Linked DNA regions of Homo sapiens: region 2 is linked to region 1. Evidence: chromatin loops called from intact Hi-C (ENCODE). Cell type or tissue: heart right ventricle. All regions are shown on one strand. Each heading gives the region's core, and the rest is flanking DNA. Links, peaks and the distances in the headings are about the cores only.

Region 1 (10,629 bases), core at 1,851-9,850:
GACAGCGGAGATTACAAGTGCAAAATCCTTTTCTAGAAAGTTTGGCTACAAGAATCCAGTTGAGATGACTGATTCCACTCCAGAAAGTTCAAGGCAGTCCGGCCTTCCCTCCATTACCCTTCAAATATTTGACAGATAGTAACAGAAAATTGATCCCTTTGTTTCAGGCAGTGTATAGTAAGGATTTACTTTTATAAGACCCAAGATATCTCACCTGAATAAGAGGCTACTCTCAAACATCCAAGTGGCACAGTGACATTAACTACAACTGGTCAGTTTCCTGGAAGGGAAATTCTGGCTGAGGCCAACATGATGAAGGGGTATCCAGATAGATGTGCCCATGTGGGATGAAGGACCAAGAACATGAGGAAATGAGGCAAGGTTTTTAAGGATGAAAGGTAGCCTTAGGAGCTAGAATGTGGTTGCCTAAGAAGCAGAGCTGTAATCTGACAATAATTCTATTTCCTTCAATCTTTCTTTCATGTTCCTTATCCTTCATATTTGTGGAAATGCTTGCTGAACTCAGCTATTTTAGAAAAATCACATTAAGGTCTATGAGTGAAGGGGGCCACCAGAAGCAGCAGAATCTACAAAGGAATAAGCCAGGGGGACTGGCCAGCAAAAGGCAGGGAGCCTCGATCTTATTCTCCCCTAGCCAACTGCAGTACTCTCTGATTCTTTTAGTTGACACAGGCCAGGAGTCCTTTTGGCTCTGGCTAGCCCTGGGAGAGGGATGGGCTCTCTCTTTAGCAGAATTTTAAGGGTAGACATAGCTGTAGGCATTTCCACTGCCTAGGAAGGGTCTAGGTCAGTAGGATGATGCCTATTCTTCTCAGAGGAAGACCTATCCCAGAGGGGCCACACTGAGGACAGACCAGACAGTCAGGTTGGATACTCAGCCTGAGATATGGCTCAGCAGCAGTCCTGAGTGCCATTCTGAATCCCATGTCTGACTGATGCACATGGGGGTTAGGCACTATAATTCTCACTCAGGGGCTCTAGTCACTTGCAGGTACACATGCAGTTTGTAGACTCACTCGCAGGAATTCAGGTTGCTGAGTAGTCCTCTGGGTCATCCTAGCCCTGTGACTCCAAGACACAAGCTGTACAAATGTAGCAGGGCCCAGCCCCATCTTCATGAGAGACATAGGGTCAAATGCCAGAACTTGAGCTTGCAAGTGCCTCATGGGAAGACAGTTACACATCTCTACCACACACCCTACCCCAGCTTAGAGAGGATCAAGACAGGAAATCTGTGAGGAAGGTGGGTTAGAGTGGTCATCATCCCTTACACAAAAGAGGAAACTGAGACTCAGAGAAGAAAAGGATTTGCTCAATCATACAACAAGGCAAGGGTAGTACCAGAAACAGAACCTAAAGCTTCTGACTGCACAGGCATAAGCTGTATAGATACACTCAGGGCTCTTTACAGTCCCTGGGAAGGCAAAGCCTGGGCCTTAGAGAAGCAAGTAGCATAGTGGTCACTGCTCAAGGTCACACCTGGGTTCAAGGTTCTTAGGAGCCTAAGGTCGGTGGGTATCAGTGGGTACATGGTTCCACCAATTTCTCAGAAAAAAAAAAAAAGTTCCCCAGGCACAAAGGGTCTGAATGCTGTACATTCCTACCAGATTGTGATTCCAAGAAAAGAGCCACTGGCAGTGGGCCCTGGACTAGCCTGCGGGCACAAACGTGCAGGCAGGTTTATGGTGCCCAGGTCTCCATGCAGCTGGATTCACTGGGCACAAAGCTCCCCAACTGCCCAAACATCATCTGGTCATGCTTATTATTGTTGCCCAATGAAATTTTATGCACCGAGTCCACAGGTGTGATTTCCCCTTCTTTATGAGGGCCGGAATGACATCACTGATGGCCAATAGAAAAGAGCCAATTATGTCCAGGCCATAAAAAGGAATGAGATTTTTTTCAACCAAATCAAAACTTCCTTCAGCTTCATGAATGCAAGAGGCCCCTTTAAGGAAGGGTCCCCCAGTCCTGCCTGTGGGCTCTAAACCAAGGGACATGATTGCTTTCCAAAGACTATGGGTCTAAGGCCAGAAAGGGGGTCCGCCCTTGGCATTTATCATATGATCCTGCTATTACCACACTGGCCCCTCAGGGTCACCTGAAAAGATTAACAAGCCCTACCCTCAGACCCTAACTAGCTCCTCTCTATTCCATCCAGGGAAAATGAGATGAGATACTCAAGTTCCTTTATTACTCCTTTTGAATAACAGAAAAGAAAGCAAAGAGCATTCCCCCTACTTAGAAAGAAGAGAACAATATAGAGGAAACAGGGGTGTAAGAAACTGCCCCTCACCCCTATAAGCACACAGGACAAAGCAAAAGGAGCCAGCCTTCCCCACCCCACTCCTCATTCAGCCCTACCACCTGCAACTGAGCCATACTGGCTGGGCCGAGACAGCCCTGATGGCAAACAGGTGTGGCTAGCCCGGCGCCAGCCAAGGCAGGGGATAGCTCATTAGGGGAACACCCCCCTCGCTAATGGGTATGGCCACGGTGAAGCCCTTGTGAGCGGGAGCTCAGCTTTGAAGATTAGGTGAGGCAGATGTGGGGGAGAGCTGCTAGGCTGAGGCAAGGAAAGCTGCACATCCATTGAGGTCTGCCGGACAGACTGGCAGACAGGCCAACAGCCAGGACCAGCAAAAGAGCAGGCACCATACTGGAAAAGGCGATGGACACTCTGGCTTTCATGCTTTCATCTCTTTAAGACTTAGGGGCAGACCCAACTCAGGGAGATGCATGTCATTCTCACTTTTAGCAGACTCAAACCTTTGAAGAGGAGGGAGACCAGCAGACTCTGGAGGCCTCCTTGGCTCCTTTCTCCCTCTCAAGAAAGGCTGTGGGACCTGGATCTTGGAGTGATGTGGGCTGGCAGTCCTGGTGCCCACCAGCTCCAGGACAGGCACATACTGTTCGCCTGCAGGAGCAAACTACTGTATTCCATGTGATATGCAGAAATGGGGGAGTATGGAGAGGCTCTGTCTTCTTCAAAGTCATCATGGGACCATGGAGGCACAGAAGGCCCAGGCTTGGAGAGAAGTGGGCCAGTAGAAGCCAACCAACCAGCCAGTTGGAAGATCCTGCCACAGGGACACCTGTGAGGGGTGGGTGGGCTTGCTTCCATGCAGAGTTGCCACACTTGCTCATTCCAATACACTCTCAAAGAATGCTGTCCCTAGCGGCCCTGCAGCTCATAACTGCCACGATTTCCTATGCTTCTCTCCAAGTCTTGAGCCTCAGGAAAGGGCCCATTCCCACTGGATCCCAGTCAGGGAGCCCTATCTAGTCAGAGCCTCCATGGGCAGCATGATTTGAGTCGGTATCCAGCACGTTCAGGCTACTCCAGCCGAGGCAGCACTTAGCTGGGGACACAGCTCTTTGTCTCTCCTGTTTCCATTCCCCCACCCAGAGGAGATAAACAGACCCTGGGTGATAAACAGCCCGCCTTTCATGATCACTTTTCCTCAAGTTGAGGAGAGTAGCTAGTGATGGATGGGCTGGAATTTGGTTATCAGGAAGGGCTGTCAGCCAGAGGTGCCTATCTCCTCCCCCACTACGCAGGGCATCATTACACTGTGGCATCGAGGTAAAATATGACCAAGGGGAGGGAAGGAAGAAAGAGGGGAAGGCTGAGCTTACACATGGAGCAAATTGAGCAACAATGAGAGCAGGCACGAGGCTGGGACGTTAGTTATCTGCCCGTGACACCTTTTATCTCTGCACAAATTGGTCCTTCCTCCCCCACTGCATCCTCTTATACAAACAGAGGCAGACACAATGTGTCACCACTGCAACAGCGTAGCAATTTAACCCGAATTAGTGAGGGGGTCAAGCTAGGAAATAGGGGTTTCTCATTTCAACAGGTTCCTTAGTCTCAGCTCTGAACTACCACATTGAGCGGAGGAGGGTAGAGAGAAGGCAGACTCATAATTGAATTCACTCTCTTGGCCGCTGCTGATGTATAAAAAATTAATGCATGAGCCTCCTACTTATCAAAGCTGGTTAGTATCTATCTCACCTGCAAGATCCACCATGTCAGAAGACACAGCATGGCAGGCCTAGCACTCAGTGCCTTTAGTCGGGATAGGAATCAGCAAAAACAGGAAGAGAAAAGCACTGCCCAGGTGGCCTGGAAGCATCCTCAAAGGCCATTGCAGGTTTGGTCTCAATCGATCTCCTTATAGCCAGAATCCCTTCTATGAGGCCTTATTTGTAAAGCATGTTACCCTTGGTTGGCCATAAACCCCTGCAGAAGCCTACAGGATAGAGTGCTGGCGAGGGCTGGGGATACTATAGGAGATCACATCAAAGCTGGTCCTTGACAGTTCAAGAATACACTTCAGCCTACACAGAAAAAAGGCTGGCTCCACCTCCAACAGAAGATGTCCAGGTTGTTTTATGAATAACCCCTCAGACAGAGAGTCCCACACTGCTGCGCCTGAAACTGAGGATGCCATTGGCAGCACTGATGGCACTGACAAGGCAAAACAGCAAGGAGGAGAGGAGCCTGGCCTTTTCCCCAGTGACCTCGCCTACTGCAGGACCTGGAGTTACAGATGGAGAAGGCACCTTGGGACTCATTCTCCCCATCAAAGTCCCCTGATGGTGGGGCATGCGGTTCAACCCCTGTCCAGTACCACAGCTCCACTACACTAAGATAACTTGGTCAAATGACCATGTGTCCTGGGGTAAGTGACTTCACCTCCATGCCCTGCTCTGTGAGGGTTAAAGGAGCCAACCAAGGGTAACATGCTTTACAAATAAGGCCTCATAGAAGGGATTCTGGCTATAAGGAGATCGATTGAGACCAAACCTGTAATGGCCTTTGGAGATGCTTCCAGGCCACCTGCATTGACAAGACAGTGCCTTGGTCAGGAAAAGGATACTGGAGAAGGCTTGCTGGGGGTGACAGGAAAAGGGAAAGTTCCAGAACCACTCCACAGCTGCAAAACAAATTCCAAGAAGCTTGGGCTGAGGGAAGGAGATATGAATAGAGGAAGCACCTTGGGACTCATTCTCCAAATCCAAAGAATCAGCACACAAATACCAAGGAACAAAAGCCAAGACCCCAGGCCAGACACAAAATGAGAGAGCTTTCTACCTCAACCGACCACTTTATATTCAGGAGTATCACTGAGACCCAGGACCCTCAGACAGAGGCTAGTGGAACCTGATTTCTCTCTTGAGAGAGCTTCCAGGCCCACTCAGAAGATAACCATAGCAGACACAGAATGGTCACTGCAGGAGTGACTACTGAGAAGTGGCCATCTCACTTCTGCTGGTGGGAGGGCAATGTCAAGGGCACTCAGAGACTCAGCTGCAATTCCCCAGGCTCAAGCAAGTGTGCGTGCATGCACACGTGCGGTCCCTCCATTCTCCTCTGCCTGCCCACAGCCCTGGGGGGAATGCACTGCTGACTTATCAGCCCACTTTGCCCCCACACTTGCCCCCTTCCTCTGGGACGGCTGCAGGTTACAATTCCAACCACAGGCTTCAGAAAGATGATACACTTGCTGGAGCCTGCAAAGGGTCAGGAGAGAGTACTGTTTGAAATACCAGCATGACAGCTGGCTCCTTGTCTGTCTCTTCCTCCCCAACCCCCTCCCCAAACTTGTCATGGTACAAGAAGTCTATAAGCAGCCCATCAGCTTTAAATATCAGTGTGCGTGAAGCAGGAGCACGAGAGCAAGGGAGCGGGAAGCCGACAGCGAGCGCCTCTGTCGCCACTGCCTGTCAGGGAACACTAATGAATTTCACCACCAACAGCCAGGCTTCAGATGGGGGTGAGCTGGGGGCTGGAGGGTTTTCTAGGGAGAACTCTGGCAGTATTAAAACATATTTTCCCAAAGCCCTGTTAATAAATGTCATGGCGGAGCTGAGAACTATGGCCTACCACCAGGACTTCAATGGCAGAAAGGGGTGGGGCAAGCCCCGCTGTCCTCTCAAACAGGGAGGAGAGTGCAAGCATGATGCTGGAGGGAGCTGGCTGAGCCCCAAGGTGAGGCCGGGTGACCTCGGCAAGCCTCTCACTTTGTCTTGCCACCATTACCCTTCCACATCTCATCAAGGTCTTGGGATGCCTTGTTGAGAGGACTAGGATAAGAAGGAAAGGCCTGAGGCAGGGAGAGATGACCAGCTGTGCCTTCCTGGCCAGACTTACCACCCACCCCACCTCAACCAACTTCAGCTCACTCACTTCACAGTGAGGCCCCACGGCAAGGGGTTACAGGTCATGCTTCCAGATCCAGGCGAGGTGGGGTAAGAAACTCTGGCACCAGTCCTAACAGGAAGCTACATTTCCCCCACAGATGTCAGGAGCCAGAGCTCCTTATTATTTTACAGATAAAGGAATGGAGGATGAGAGTGGGAATGTGACTTTCCCAAGACCCTACAACTAGAAAGCAGTAAAGCCAGGAATCGAAACTAGGTCTCTTCATTCTAAAAGCCCTGTTCTTTCCACAATGCCACACAGCTTCTTTGAGGAAGGGCTGATCACCTCACTGTCTCCTGTGTGTCCTCTACTCTCAGGCTCTGCCCTTCCCCTCCACTTCCCCCTACTGGTACACACGCACCTCTGGCCTGGCACGGGTCACGGCTGCCATGTAACACTGGGCTGGGCTCCAGGCCAGGGTGAACCCAGCCGGGCAGAGAAAGCCCTGGGAATGAGCCAGGCCATCACCTGGGAGTCTCCACAGCTCACAGGACATGGCTGCAGGCATAAGCCCTCCCACGGGTGCCCTCTGCACAGCTCTGAGCAGGAGTGTCTGATCTGGCAGCGACCTGCTGTGCAGGGGGCAAATGACATTTAATTTCCTCTTGGTTTCCCTATAGTACAGATGAAAGGCCGTCACCTGCGTCTGGGTCTGGCGGCACAGCTGGAAGTGTTCCCAGACATGCTACTCTGGAGAGTTCCCAACAGAAACCAGAACACAGGCAGTGCAGAGGGATGCTCCATGGTCCAGGCTGCTGGTGCCATGTTGCTCAAATCCCTAGTGCCAAAGTTGCTCAAAGTCTCCAAAAGACACTGTATATGCATATAGCGCCTCCCTGATCCATGGCTCTTTATCCTATCTGCCAACTGTCTCTCATTTCTTCCCTATGGAGACCATATGAAGCATACAAGTGCCACAAACACGCTGTGGAACCATATGACAAGCACCTCCCCAGTGCCACAAATAGTCCTTAAAATTCTGTAACTTGTATCTCCCCAGCCCCTCTCTAGGGAAATAATAAGACAAGTGCCTCTCCGGTGTCCTTTCCATGGCAACTCATCAGGGAAAGGCACAGTGCCCCATCTGTCATGACTGTAGAAGTGCTGGAGCTGCCACCAGGGCCTGGCCAGAGCTCTCTTTCCTAGATGGAATGGCAGAAGCCCCAGTAGGGAGTGGCTATGGAGAGGAGGCTGAGCAAGTGATGGGAGGTTTCCAAGACACTGTGGTCAGTGCCTCAGCTAATGAGCTATTCTCTTTTTGGCCAGGGAAACCAGGAGCTCCTTAGCAGATTGAGCTGTCTCCAAGATAACTCACTCATCCCACTACAGTCTTCCCCTGGCCTGTGGCCATCTTGACCCTATGCCTGAACTGCCGTTGTGTGGCCTATGATGCCCTCTGGAGGCTCCGCAGAGAGGCATCCTCCTAGCGTTCAGGATCTGGGTTGCAGTCTGACCTCCGCTCTCATATAGGTACTCAAGACACAGCTGTACCCTTAACCTTCTAGCTGGTCTCCTCTGCCCTGATTCCAGCTCCCCTGACACCTTCAAGAGGTATAAGCACTTGTCCTATACAGAGTAAGACTTCTGGGCGGGCATTAGAATAGGCTAGTGATTTTTAAAGTGTGCTCCATGGAGTTCTAGGGTTCTAAGGAGGAACATCAGGCTACTTCATGGACTGGGGGAAAAGGAGGAAGAATGGGAGAGGAAGAATGGGCAGGGCTTTTCCCCATCTTCAACCAGATTCACATTGGGCTTTAAAATTCTGTTCAAAAGAAAAAAAAGTTTAGTACTAAAAAAAATACTACCATTCCATCTCTCTACAGTGCTCCTCTGGATTCTCACAGCATTTGTGTTGTGCCTTCATTGTAGTGTTTTCATACTCTACCTTACTTACCCTATAGTTAGGTATATGTGTGCTGGTCTTTCTGTCCTGATCACTTGGCAGTCCCCATAGTCCCCAGCACAGTACTTACAGGGCCCAGAGCAGCTCTCAACAGGTGCTGACTTTAGGCTACTACCGGAATGCCAGCACTTCCGGGATATGCTGGGGTCAGCACCTTCAATGGCAATTTCCAACAGGATTCCTTGGGAGAGAAGAGCTGCAGTGGAGGGTAACTGATATTTACTGAAAGGTCCTCGTGAAGATGTATATATAGCACATGACACTCTTAAATCAATGAATGGGACACATCTGCTACCACGAGCAATCATCTAAATCAACTTTCAGGGGACCAAACAGACTTTTGCATTTGGCCAATCTTTGGGAAAAATGCAACAAATTTCAACAGGAAACATCACTCATTAGAAGCTTCCAAACCCTGTGTGTGGGACCATGGGAACATAGGATGATGTTCATCAGCTGAGCATTCAAGGGTCTGTCCCCTGGCTTCCTGTAGCCTGTAAAGGAATCACTAGTCCCATGATTCTGGCTATAGGACTGACAATGGGTAAAGCCCCTTGGCCCCATCAACCAAGCCTACTGCGTGGGCCTCCTTCTCCAGCTAGGTTTAGGGAGGGGGCCAGGAAGGCAAGGGACTGTGCTCGTCCTAGCTAAAGCCACTTGTTAATAGGCCCTAGATTCCTTTATCCCTGGGGAAAGGAAGGTAGCAATGAGCTCTCTTCTCCACCCCCCTCCACCGTGCCTCCCAGCAGTGCCAGGGAGGACAGCCATTAGTGTGTGCCTCAGCAGACAATGGGGAGGAGAAGTCTCCAGAGCAAAGGACAACTGCAGCAATTAGAATGCAGGGAGGTTCAGAAGCTATTTAACTGGGTGACCCCTGAGGTCGCTGCATCTGACTCCCATCCCTGGATAAATATTGTATGAGAGGGGAGGGGGCGAGCGAGGGAGCCAGAATGCTGCTCCTCCTTCCATTCCTTTCCCCACCCCACGCGCTGCCTCCAGCCACATACACCAGGAACATTATTTACAGTCCTGACAGTCAGAGCAATCACTCTGCTAACCAAGAGGGAATGGACAATGTCGACTTACCAAAAATTGACTATGGCAATTGAAGAAGAAACCAGAGCTGAGCCAACACAGATGCAAGGCTCCCTCCACAATCTGGGTCCAGTTGAAGCAAATGTTCTGTAACCCTAAAACCCAAAACTACTGGCAGGTGAAGCTGGTCTCAATGGCAGAGAGTAAATCAGAAAAATAGAGCATCCTTCCACCTTTTAGGGGCCCCATAATGGAAAACTCCTGGCTCTCATCACTACCTAGGTGCTCCTTGGCAAAGATGGGAGTCCTAGCTACCTGCCCAGAGGAAGCCAAACCAGCTACATGCCACTTGTCCAGCTTGCCCCTTAGCTGACCTAGTTGGGAAAGGCCAAGAGCAAGAAAGTCAGATATTGCAGAAAGGGGTCAGGGTGGTGGAAGAAGAGAGTGTTTGAGTGCAGGCTGTGCCTCAGCCCCCACATGCACCGCTCCTCCAGTCCTGCTCTAATGCACCCTGACATGCCTCTGAAGACAGAGAGCTGTTTGCAGTCAGCACCGTGATTTGTTAGTAATTATTTCCATGGTGTCACATTGCTGTCACTCTGTTAACAAAGAGACAGGCTGCCTCGGGCTGCCTGCGAGAAAGAAATCGCAGAGAAAAAGGCCTGTCAGGCTCCCGGGATTCTCTGGGCTGGCTGGCTTTCTTCCCCAAACCAACATCCTCGCAAGCTTTGGAAGAAACAGTTTTACAGAACTATCAAGTCTGAGTTGTGTCACCCTTTAGCCAGGGACACTGAGAATTTATCCCACCCACTCATAGTTGCCCTTCCCAAAGCCCTACAAAGCTAAGCCCCCAGAGTCCACAAATCATTCAGGCATGGGCCACTATGCCAGGTGAAGCCTTGAGTTCCCCAGCCTTCAACTCCTAAGACCTCTGCTCCCTGACTCATCATCTTCACTGGGGTGTTCACAGCCTCTCATGTGCTCTTAGGAACCCGACCAAAGAAACCTAATTCAGACCAAGCAGAAGCAGCCACCCTATTGGCATGGCTGGGGAATAAGAAGAATATGATGGCAGGGCATCTTTGCCTCTTGAATCTGCCAGCCCCAGTTCAGGAGCATAGTGGCTCAGGTGCCAACACCCCTGTAGCCTTCATGTGCCTCTGCATCTGTGAAGAGACACTTATGGAGCTGTCTCCGCATGTGACCTGTCTTTCCCAGTGCCTGGATCTGCATAGCATCTGCACTAGGAGAACTGGTGGTTTGCTTTAGCACAAAGTAATGTCTCCATTACCCTGGCTGGGAATTAGAGGACAGATTGGCAAGCGCTGACAAAACAGAGGTCACTCACCTTACAGGCATGGAAAGTTGGAGATTAATTCTCTCCTCTCACAGAGGGAATCAGACTCCAGGATAGTGGAAGGGAAGCACCAATATTGAGAAACCCTTTCACTGCCAAGCA
Region 2 (10,629 bases), core at 1,183-9,182, 54 kb before region 1:
AAGCTTTTCAGGTTTTGATTGATAGACAATTGGTGAACAATCCACTCCTTGAAGCTCTCTTCCCTAGGCTTCAGTGACCCACTCTCACTTTTCATGCAATTCTCCTTGGTTCCTTTGAACACTCCCTTTCTTTTGATCACCTCTTAGATATGGATGTTGCTCAGAACTGTCATTGGTCTCTTCCCTTCTCACTCTCTCTCCGTGGGCAAACTTATCCCCTCCTGGAGCTTTAATTACCATATATTTTCCAATAATTTCTAGGAGCTTTAATTACCATATATTTTTCAATAATTTCTAAGCCCATGTTCCCATTACCAACATCCTGGTCCAGGCCACCATCATCTCCCATCTAGGTAACGGCAGTGCCCCTGCCAATCTTTCTTCCATGGTGTCCTTTTAAACCACCAATCTGGTCATTTCACTCCCTGTCTTAAAACCCGGGCTGGGCGTGGTGGCTCACGCTATAATCCCAGCACTTTGGGAGGCTGAGGTGGGCAAATCACGAGGTCAGGATTTCGAGACCAGCCTGGCCAACATGGCGAAACCCCATCTCTACTAAAAATACAAAAAATTAGCTGGGCGTGGTGGCACCTGTAATCCCAGCTACTCGGGAGGCTGAGGCAGAACAATCACTTGAAAACAGGAGGCGGAGGTTGCAGTGAGCCGAGATCACATCACTGCACTCTAGCCGGGGCAACAGAATGAGACTCTGTCTCAAAAAACAGCAACAGCAACAATAACAACAACAAACCCTTCAATGAACCTGGAGCAGAAAAAGAACATTAATGGAAACACTGGTGAAATTAAAATAAGGCTTTTGAGACAGGGTTTCTTTCTGTTGCCCAGGCTGGAGTGCAGTGGCGTGATCTCAGCTCACTGCATCTCCGCCTCCCAGGTTCAGCCGATTCCCGTGCCTCAGCCTCCCAAGTAGCTGGGATTACACGCGTGTGCCACCATACCCGGCCTAAGAGGCCCTTTAATGTAGCACAGTACCAATGTTAATTTTCTGGTACTGATAACTGTATTGTGATTATGTAAGATGTTAACATGAGGGAAAGCTGGGTAAGGGATACATAGAAACTTTCCTACAAATGTAAAATTAATTCAAAGTAAAAAGTTTAAGAGTCAAAAATTAAAACCACCACCACCAGCACCACTTCCAGTGGCTCCTCACTGCTCTCAGGACTGCTCAGCTAATCCCCATTAAGTTCAATATTGCCACCTTGCCTGACTCAGCTCCCAATGCATCCAAACCCCTTTATAAAAGTCTGAGTTCTGGACCTGTTTACATCTCTGGTCTCATCAGTCCCACTCCCCTGTTGTACAGCCAAATTCAGGCTCATTTGCACCTTGAGTTTTCAAGTCCTCACTTCTCACCTGGCTCATTGCCTTCACCTCTCAGGACCCAGGCTTGCTAGTGCTTCCTCTAGGTGCCTTCCCCCCATCCCGCCTTTGTGTTAGGAACCTCTTCTGTGTGCTCCCACAGCAGCCAATTCTCCGCCTATCGTAACTGCCTCTCCTTCACCTCCTGCTAGACCATGAACTCTTTGAGGGCACAGGTGTTATCCACAGAGACACTCAAGAAATACATACTGAAAAGAAGGAAGGAAGGACTAGAGGAAAAGAAAGAGGGGCAAGATCACACGCAAACCTACTCCAGCCCTGACATTTGCCACCCAAAGCCTTGACATGCCCAGGCCCTGAAACCCTGTCATGGTCTTTGTCTCCAGCTTCCAAAGCCCTGAAGGTTTCAGGCCCTTCCCCACCTCCGTTCCCTTCTAGCATCTTGGTTTCCCCAGGACTTCACTGTGCCAGGAGACTGGCTAGGACCTGAGCTCTCATCTGTCTGGCCAGCCTGTCCTGCAAACCCAGGCAGTCAAGGGTGGCAGTGGTGGTGCTGGGGCGCCCCAGTCCTAGCCAGTGATGCCCTGGAGAAAGGCCTAGCTATGCCTAGGGACTCTGGGAAGGGGGGATGCCCTCCCTAAGCCGTGTCCCACCTGGTAAATATTTCATCCTCAAGCTGCTCAGCTAATCCCTATTAATTTCAATACCGCCGCCTTGCCTGGCTCAGCTCCCAATGCATTATTTATCCCCTTTGTTTGTTTGTCGCTAACAGGTGGGCCCCAGTGGAGGCACTGACTGGGGACAAGCCCACTCTATCACAGTGTGGCTGTGAATTAATCATGAGGACTAATGGGAACCACCTCAGCTCCAGGCACTTCCCTAGCTGCCTCCCCCTGCCCTGGCACCCAGGGGTGGGCCAGGGCCATCTCAACTCAATTTAACTCAATTCAAACAGCACATTTTATTTACTATCTGCCTATACGTGTCAGACACTGTGCTATGCTTTGGGGATATAAGCCAAATGAAACAGACATTTCTTGCCTTCAGGGAACTTACAATCTAGTGAGGGAGACAGGCATTAAACAACTTTCAAACAAATAATTTCTTAATTACAACTGTGATTAAATGCTACAAATGGGGAGAGCAGGGTGCTGAGAAAAAGTACACGGGGAAAGGGGGACTTGATCAAGTCTAGGAGTCAGGGAAAGCATTCCTGAGGAAGCAAACTTTAAGCTGAGCTCTGAGGGATGAGGAAGAGTTAATTAGGTTGTGGGGTGGAAATATGGGGCTCTGGGGGAAAATAAAGCCACATGGGAAGGCAATAAGGTAAAAGAAGGTGTGGCAGGTTCCAAGAGATGAGGGAAGGGCGTGGAGTGTGGGGAGCAGGAGGAGAGTGGCTTAAGGGGGGCAGGAGAGGGCAGCAGAGGACAGAGGCTGTGAGTCTGTGCCCAAGTAGACAGGGACTCCCCCTAAGCTGACAAGGCTCAGAGTGGGGACACTCTTCCGCCAAAATGATCAAGCTGTCCTGATGGGTCACCATGGAGCCCTCCTGAACACAGGATTTTCACTCACCACCTCCAAAACATGCACTCCCACTACCTCTGCCAACTTGAGCAACTGGTGATTTCTTGATCTTGTGCTTGTGGCCTTCTAAGGCTGTCCCTCGTGCTAGGCCCACCTCCTCCAGGGACTCCAGGAGTCCTACTTGCTCTTCTTGCCCACCCTTGAGGTAGTCAAGGGCATTAACCCTCAAATGGGCTGGTCAGGGGACTCAGGGGAGCGCCTGGCCCGGGGACTTGTGAGAAGACCTGCGTGAGCTTCTCAGCATCCTGAAGGCTTAGGTGCTTCCATGGAAGAACAGGGCTGGATCTGGCACCTCAACCCTATGGTAGAACCAGGAACACGGCTGGCAACATTGACGTGCCTCAGCCAAAAGTGCTCACTTCACCTCCCACAAAGGAGCATCTCTCACCTCTGAAGCCCTGGTATTGGCCTGGGCACCCAGAAGACCTCAGCAAACATTTTCTGAATGAATGACTAAACACAGGGAAGGCTCCATCATCTCCCACAATGATCTCTTTCCCAGACACTTCACTCAGAAACTTTTCTAGAAATTTAAATAGATGAAGGAGCAAATATGGGCCAAAGATTTTACAGTTCTTGCTTCCAGTGAGCCTGACAGTTAGAGGCCAGCATCAACCCCATTTTCAAGAGGAAGAAACATCCCATAGTGAATGACTTACCTAGTACCACTCAACCTTGAAGGCATGAGCCTTAAACTGAATGAGGTCAGCCCAGCTCCAGGCTCCAGCATATCAAGATATGCTCCCTCTGTGGGCATTTCCCCAGGCACCCTAGCTCTCTAGAACAATCCTAAAAGGCACCTGGTTTATGAACTAGGTGCAGCTCTGCCAGGGCAGAGGCCTCACTGTGCACATGCTCAGGGTTTGTATTTCTATTCAAAGTGGCCACTTTGAAAATCCATACGTCTCCAGGCTCCCTGTACATCATGGTGTCAAGTCTTGGAGCAGAGGCATCCATCAGGGGCTCCCGAAGGCCACGGTCTGCATGCCCACGTGCCTGATCCCACCCACGTGCCTGGCCTTGGCTCCCGGCGGCCGGCAGCACTACCTTGTCCTGTGCACAGGCTCACTGTAGCCCTAGCCCGTCTGCTTGGCCCTCTTACCCTGGCCTTAGACTCCTCTGGGTGCCCTGCCTCACCCCTGCCCCAGAATACCTCCTCGGCCCTACGCGGCCTCTGCTCTTCTCTCTTGGAGCCAGGCAGCCAGCACGGAGGCAGCCTCGATAACTCGCTAACGTGCTGCCCATGCTGTTCTTAAAAATTTATGACTGTGCACCATGAAAAATCCAGCTGAGGAGCCATCATTAGCGGTGCTGCCTCCCTCCCCCACCAGAGCCACCCTCGTAAATTGAGATTTATGGCTGCGGCAGGCGGGGCGGGGGCGTGTGCAGGCAATGAGGATGTTGTGGGGGAGACAGGGAGAGACCAATGAGGCAGCCGCGGGGCCAGGGGCTCCCCCCTGCGGCAGCTCCGGTTTATCGCAGGCTGCAGTGATAATCCCTGCGGAGAGTAAGGGCCGGCCTGGGTGTCAGCGCAGGGCTAGATCCCGCCTAGCAGTGGGACGGGACAGGTCGGGGAGGGGCCTAAACCAATCACCGGCTCCTTTCGGTGTATAGGGCCAGATCTTGAGGTGCCAGGTTCCAAGCAAAGGCCTTTAGGGAAGAAGCATCATCGTTGCGGAGATCACAAGGCCTGGCCACCGGAGTCAGCTTCTCCCACCAGAAGCATCTGGGTTGGGCTGACTGTCCTATCCCAACCCAAGAGTGACGGGGAGGCAGGAAGGATGCCTGAGAGCCTCCTCTCCCCTTCCTCTGGTAAGATGGGCCCATGGAAGGGATATTCACAGCGAGAGTATAGGACTGAACCCCATCACATAGCCTCCCCCCACAGAGGCCAGACTGGGGCTGAAAGGAAAAGGAAGTGATCCCACAGCCTGCATCTACCCTGCAGGAGGAGGGGAGGAAGAGTCCCCTCCTCCTCCTCCCCTGCTCACTTAGCCCTGTCAGCCAGGCCATTATGAAATTGGGGTTTCATTTACAGACTAATTAAACATTACAGCTTGTTCACAATTACAACGCGGGGATGAGGGAGTAACTAATTACGGAAGAAATGAGCTAACATTTATCTCTGCTCCCACCCTCCCTCTCCCCACTGCTGCCCCCTCCCCCCCCCAATCCAGCTTCCTCCCACTCCCTGGTCACTACCAACTCTCTAGGCTTATTTCCTAGGGTGGGAGACTGGAAGGGGCCTGGTAACCCCCAGCCCTGGACATAAGATCTAACTGCTATTCTTAGCTATTCTGGGAGAGGGGCTTAAGAACTCAGGGCCCTGTGGCAGGGGACAGTAGGTGCTTATGTGCAAGACCCTGTGGGTATGGCCTGTGATGGTATGTGTGGCTATGATATCTGGTGTGGGGGTCTGCTTTGGGGTGTGTGACACTGCTGTGGGGCTGCAAGACTCTGCATTATCTCCATCTTGTGGCAAAAGGTCTTGATGTGACTGCTGCAGATCACTGTGTGATGGGATATGAGTGTGAATGAATCACACCCTCAACCCTCAGCCCCAGGCCAGGATAGAAAAGAACTAAGCGGCTGCAGGAGGTGATGGTTAATGCAGGCCTGGGATATGGCCCCTAGAGCCCAGAGTCCAGAGCCCAAATTCCTGCTGGGAGGCCCCATTCACTCTCCTGCCTCAGAAGCAAGAGGGGCAGGGTTACCCTGCCCTGGGGCTCAGCTGGCCTGGCCTTGGCCTCTTGCCAGATGTTCCCTCTGGGGCCCAAGGAACCTCCTGGGGGCCTGGGGTGCCCCCTGTGGGCAGGAATCCTGGGGTCTGGCTGGCCTGCCACAGCGTTTAATAATAGTAACAGTGAGTGTAAGCGTTTCCATCCTTCCTGTCTTTGGGCAGAAGAAAGGAAAGAGGAGGGAGAGGAGGGAGAGGAGGGAGTGGAGGGAGCCGGCTGAAGGGAGGCTTTGAGGCCTCAGAACTCACATCAAACGGCAGGATCTGGGCCTAATTGTCTGACCCCTGCCCCTGCCTTCAATCAGCTCTGCGGCTCCCCGCCCGCCCCTTGCCTAACTAGCAGCCATGTTCTCCTCATTAGGACAAGCTCCCCTTGCACACGTGTCCCTGGACATGTCTCCAGCACTCCCAGCTCCCAGCCCTGCCTGGTGGGAGGGTACAGCAGGGACCCAGTTTTGGAGGGGCCTCTGGGACAGCTATACCCTCAGCCACCACAGCAGGCTGGCTTGGGCTACACCAGCCCCTCCTTGAGCTACATGGGCCTAGAGGCCGTGTGCTGGGACACACTTCTGCGCTGGCTCAGCTGCTGGGTACATTCTGTCCTCTGTGTGTCCTTCTTGCTACAGCCCAACTGTCTCAGACACACAGCTCCTGAGAGCAGGGCCTATTTGATTCCAGTCCCCTTTGGCCTGGTTCAGCCTGGCTTGGGCTGGTTTAGCCTAGTAGGAGGTTTGAGTCAGGGTCTGTGTTCACAGGCTAGTAGCTGAATGAACTTCTCTGCCTACGGTACAAGGATGGCTCTCTTAAATGGATCCAGGCGTGGTGACATGTCGCGTGTCTGCAGCTGGTGGAATGGAAGGAAAGCAGTACTCGTGGTGGTGAAGAACTCCAACCCTAGACTAGGAGAGATATGTTCAAATTCCTGCTCTCTCACTTCCTTGCTGAGCAGCAATCGGTCATGACAACCTTCTGGACCCTCAGTTTCCTCACATCCAGTAGAGATGACAGCCCTTATCACGGGGTTTGAGAATTCAATGAGAGAACAGATATAAAGCCCTCTGTACTAATACCTGGCCCTCAGCAAATGTAGAATGACACTGGTGTGATTCAGACCAGACCAAACAAATTCCCCTCTCTGCAGGCCACAGGCCCCACTTTGCCCAGTGGGGCCTAGGCCTGGTCAGTAGTGTCCAGGATGGGAGGAGCTAAGAGGAAGGGTCCAGAACCCTGCAGAAGGGTAGGGGCAGCCCCAGGGGGCACAGCTAATACTGAGGACAGAGCACCTATGCTGGAGCCAAAGCATAGGGAGGGATGTCCCACAGTAGCTGCAGGTGGAAGGGCAGGGCCCAGCTTAAGGAATGTCAGTTGGCATTAGGTCAGATGGGGTAGGTCAGCAGGGCTGGCCCATGAAGTGTGGATTGTCCCATGAGTACTGTGGGCCTGAAAGGAGGGGCTGCTGTGAATGCCACTGGAGTGAAGGCTGTCTGTGCCACTCTAGGGATTGATTCTCAGGGTACCAGGAACTGGGGGAGGGGCTGGCCTGGTCTGGGCCCTGACATTGTCTCTCACCTTAAACCAGTGGTAATGACTTGCAAATATTGATGAAAACACAAACTACAGATATTGTGTTTTCAGGGAGTGAAGGTGGGGAGAGGGGATAAGGAGGAAAATAAACTGAAATGAAGTCCGGTTATCTCCCATCTGTGGCTGCTCCTAATCCCCCAGCCCACAGGAATCCAATGCAGTCCCTTATCTGCCCTGTCAATCACTCAATCACCGCCCAGTGCTTGGTGGGCACCGCACGCCCTCACACACACTCAAACACATGCTCACACATGCACACACATGCACACACTTCACTGACTCTTGCTCTAACACTCCCACCCACCCCCAGCCCATTACTCCTCTGAGTAGGAGCAGCCAGCACGCGGGTCCTGCCAGATGGATGCAATTTGCATAATATCAGCAGTGGAGGCTGCAAGATCACCAGGGGTCAGGGCGCTGACATCCCCGCAGAGTCTATCTGCAAGTGCTAATTTGGCCGGCATTGATCTGTCTTTCTGATTTCTTTGTCATTTAAGTCTGCGATGGTTTGACAGGAGATACAGAGAGAGACAAGGGGAGGCGAGGCCGGGGCCTGGGGCTAGGAAGGTGGGGAAACAAAGATTGTACTTCCTAAAGAATCAAACACACATAACACATACATACATACATACATACATACATACATACATACATACATACAGGAGAACCTTCTTCCATCCATCTGTCCATCAACTCACCCACCCATCTAGTCCATCAACTCACCCATCCATCTAGCCATTCTTCCATCTATGGTTGCTACTGAAGAACAGTCTGGTGTCTGGCAAGAACCAATTCCTCAGATGTCTCTGGGGCTCCAAGGGGGTCAGCTCAGGAAGGAAGGAGCCAGCACCCTCTCCCCAGGCACTATCCAGGCAGGCCAGTGCAGACCCTGTCAATGATGGGAGAGTTAACCCTTCTCATGACCATCCATCTCCCTAGCTTCTCACTTTCTTAGGGCCACACCAGAAAGAACTGGATGGGAGGGGGCAGTAGTGTACAGTAGTACTGTGCTCTGCCCTTCCCCACAAGGCAGCTGGGCTGACTCCTCCCCTCCCAGCCCTGAAGGTGGCCAAAGCTGGGGGAAGCAGGCAAGGTACCTCTCTGGAAGGACATCAAGGTCTGTAGAGGCCTCACATCAATGCATCACCACTCAGGTCATCTGAAGCCCAGAAGACTTCATGAATCTCACTGATTCTGAGGCTCTCTAGTTGAGCCAGAAAGTCCCACATCCTATCAGATCTAAATGCTACCTCCTAAACCCTCAGCCAAGGTCCTCACATTCTTCCTTGCCTTGAGTGGGGGTCCCCCACAGGAATGGGGACACTGCCAGGCTAGATGTCATGGAGAAAGGGGATGGGAGGAGAAGACTGCAGCTCTGGGAAGCAAGAACCCTCTGCAGAGAGGTGGACACGGTCACTCTGTCAAGGGATGCAGAGGGGCTTGAGGCTTCCCAGAGGTGCAAGGCCCCCTCCCCCAGGCCACAGTGGCTCTATCTTGGTACCACCCCCTTTCCTTGCCTATGGTAGCAGGAATAGGGTGATCAGAAGGAACTCCCTGCTGGGCAAGACGGGGGCTGGCGTTTGGTGTGTGCTAATCCTGGGCCCGAGGTCTTCAGAGGGACCCGGGAAACTTCAAGGAGGGAAGGCAAAGCTGTACTGCAGACGAGCTCATTAGCCAGCACCCCCCGCACCCCCCTCAACGAGGAGGAGGGCGGGCAGCCCAGTGAGCGTGGCGGCAGAGGCGGCAGAGAAAAGGCTGTCACTGTCCTTTCTTCCTTTTGGTACAAGCGTCTCCCTGAGCCGACGATTCTCCCGCAGTGACACCTCTCATGGGCACTAATGAGATCTGTGTCACAGAGCTAATGCGTTCTGACTGGACTCTTGATAGACACCCCACTCCTTCAGGGGAGACCACAGGCCAGCCCACTGCCCCCCTGGGGCCCAGGCCCCCACCCTGCCACCTGCCAGCCCAGCTCTCTTGCCAAACAGTTCTGGGTAGCAAGCTCTTGAGAGTCCACTTGGTTTCTGGCCATGCCACCTGTACCACAAGCCTCAGTGGGATCCTTCTCCATCCCAGAGCAGAGGGGACAAGCTCCTAGGCAGGACCACCCAGCCGGGCATCAGGGAAGGTTCCAGTTACTCTCCTAGCCAGCTGAAACCAGCAGTAGTCTGTGAGGCCTCCAAGTTACAATAGCAGGTGAGATTTTACTGACATTTCCTGTGCAGATTTCCAAAAAAGAAGGGAAGGAGGTCCAGGCCCTGCCCTTAGAGAACCCAAGTGCGTAGGGCCAGATCATTACCTCTGACAAATTATAATAGGGCCCAAGTGTGTGTTTTGAACACTCATACTGGGAGGGCCAGGCGAGACTCCCAGAGGAGGTGGCCCCTGGAAGATTAGCAGAACTTTCCTGGGCCATGAGGTAGAGAACTGAAATCACAAAGAACCGTCAGGGCCAGAAGGAGGTCAGATGCCAACAATTGCAGGTCCCTGGCTCAGGGTGACTGTAGCAGCAGAGAGGGAGTGGTGATGCTGCCTTTGCTTTCTTCCTCAGCTGCTGCTACCGAAGGTCTGTTCAGGCCTGCGTGTTTCACTTGACGCTGAGGGAAATGAGGGAAGCGAGCTTGTTTTCTTCCACATCGTCTCTATTGGTAGCGCAAAGCCCAACACCAAAAGGGTGCTTCATAGTTCCACAGTGATAACAACACAGGCTCTGCACTCAGATGGGCTTGGGTTTGAATCCTGGCTCCTCAACCAACTGGCTATGTGACCTTAGGCAGTTCACTTCACTGAGACTCAGTTTCTTCATCTATAAAATGGGAATGATGATGCCTGCCTTCATTAAGACTGTTGTGAAAACTAAATTAGTTAACATAAAGTGCTTCCAAATAATATGAGTGCTTACTGCCCCTTTGCTGAAATGAATGAAGGACCACTCAGCAGTCCCCTGTGGAGGCTGCCCTCCCTCAGAGCCTGTGGTCCAAACTAAGGATGCTGACAGAGACCATCGGCAGCCCTGGAGTCAGCAGTTCTAGATGCATGCAGGCCCTACTCACCACAACCTGCTCTGGCACCATGCTGTTCACCAGTCTCCCAAGGCCAAATCCGCTACCCCAGGAGGAAGTGCCCTCCCCTGACTATGATGTCACGCTGACAAGCCTCCAGCAGCCTTTCTGTCCAGTGCTGCATCACCTCCAGACCCTCCTTGGCCATCCCTAAACCTGACTTCACCCTCAGTCCCCAGGGCCAAGCCCACAACTCCATTTGTGAGCTCTGTGGTGACAGAGCACTGTGTCTGCCATTGTTACCAATACATTTCTAGCACCTACCATGGTTCCTGATATATGGTAGGTCCAAGGTAGTGTGTACTGAATGAAAGAAAG

Evidence for each region. Peaks named below come from ENCODE experiments on the same cell type or tissue, not always from the same donor. Only the 100,000 strongest peaks of a DNase experiment are listed, where the experiment ranks them.
Region 2: a loop joins it to region 1, with 2.0 times the contacts of the local background. A loop is called at or near these places in 11 of 110 quality-filtered maps.

The regions. Positions count from the first base shown.
Region 1 is chr1:44,287,276-44,297,904 of GRCh38, forward strand. All of the region lies in intron 6 of ERI3 (ERI1 exoribonuclease family member 3), which reads right to left. Among named protein-coding and RNA genes, the nearest start is that of SNORA110, 40 kb to the left of the region's middle. In heart right ventricle, for the core only: CTCF peaks have their summits at 6,591 (motif pointing left) and 7,629 (motif pointing left); DNase peaks (open chromatin) are centred at 6,646 and 7,592; H3K27ac peaks cover 1,195 bases.
Region 2 is chr1:44,233,943-44,244,571 of GRCh38, forward strand. The region is part of intron 8 of ERI3 (ERI1 exoribonuclease family member 3); the gene reads right to left. ERI3-IT1 (ERI3 intronic transcript 1) reads right to left here and starts at 10,341. Exons shown (of 4, transcript NR_110056.1): 1 at 10,303-10,341; 2 at 7,973-8,138. RefSeq lists enhancers at 4,091-4,734, 6,145-6,773, 6,774-7,402. In heart right ventricle, for the core only: CTCF peaks have their summits at 4,384 (motif pointing left) and 5,740 (motif pointing left); DNase peaks (open chromatin) are centred at 6,245 and 7,056; H3K27ac peaks cover 2,468 bases.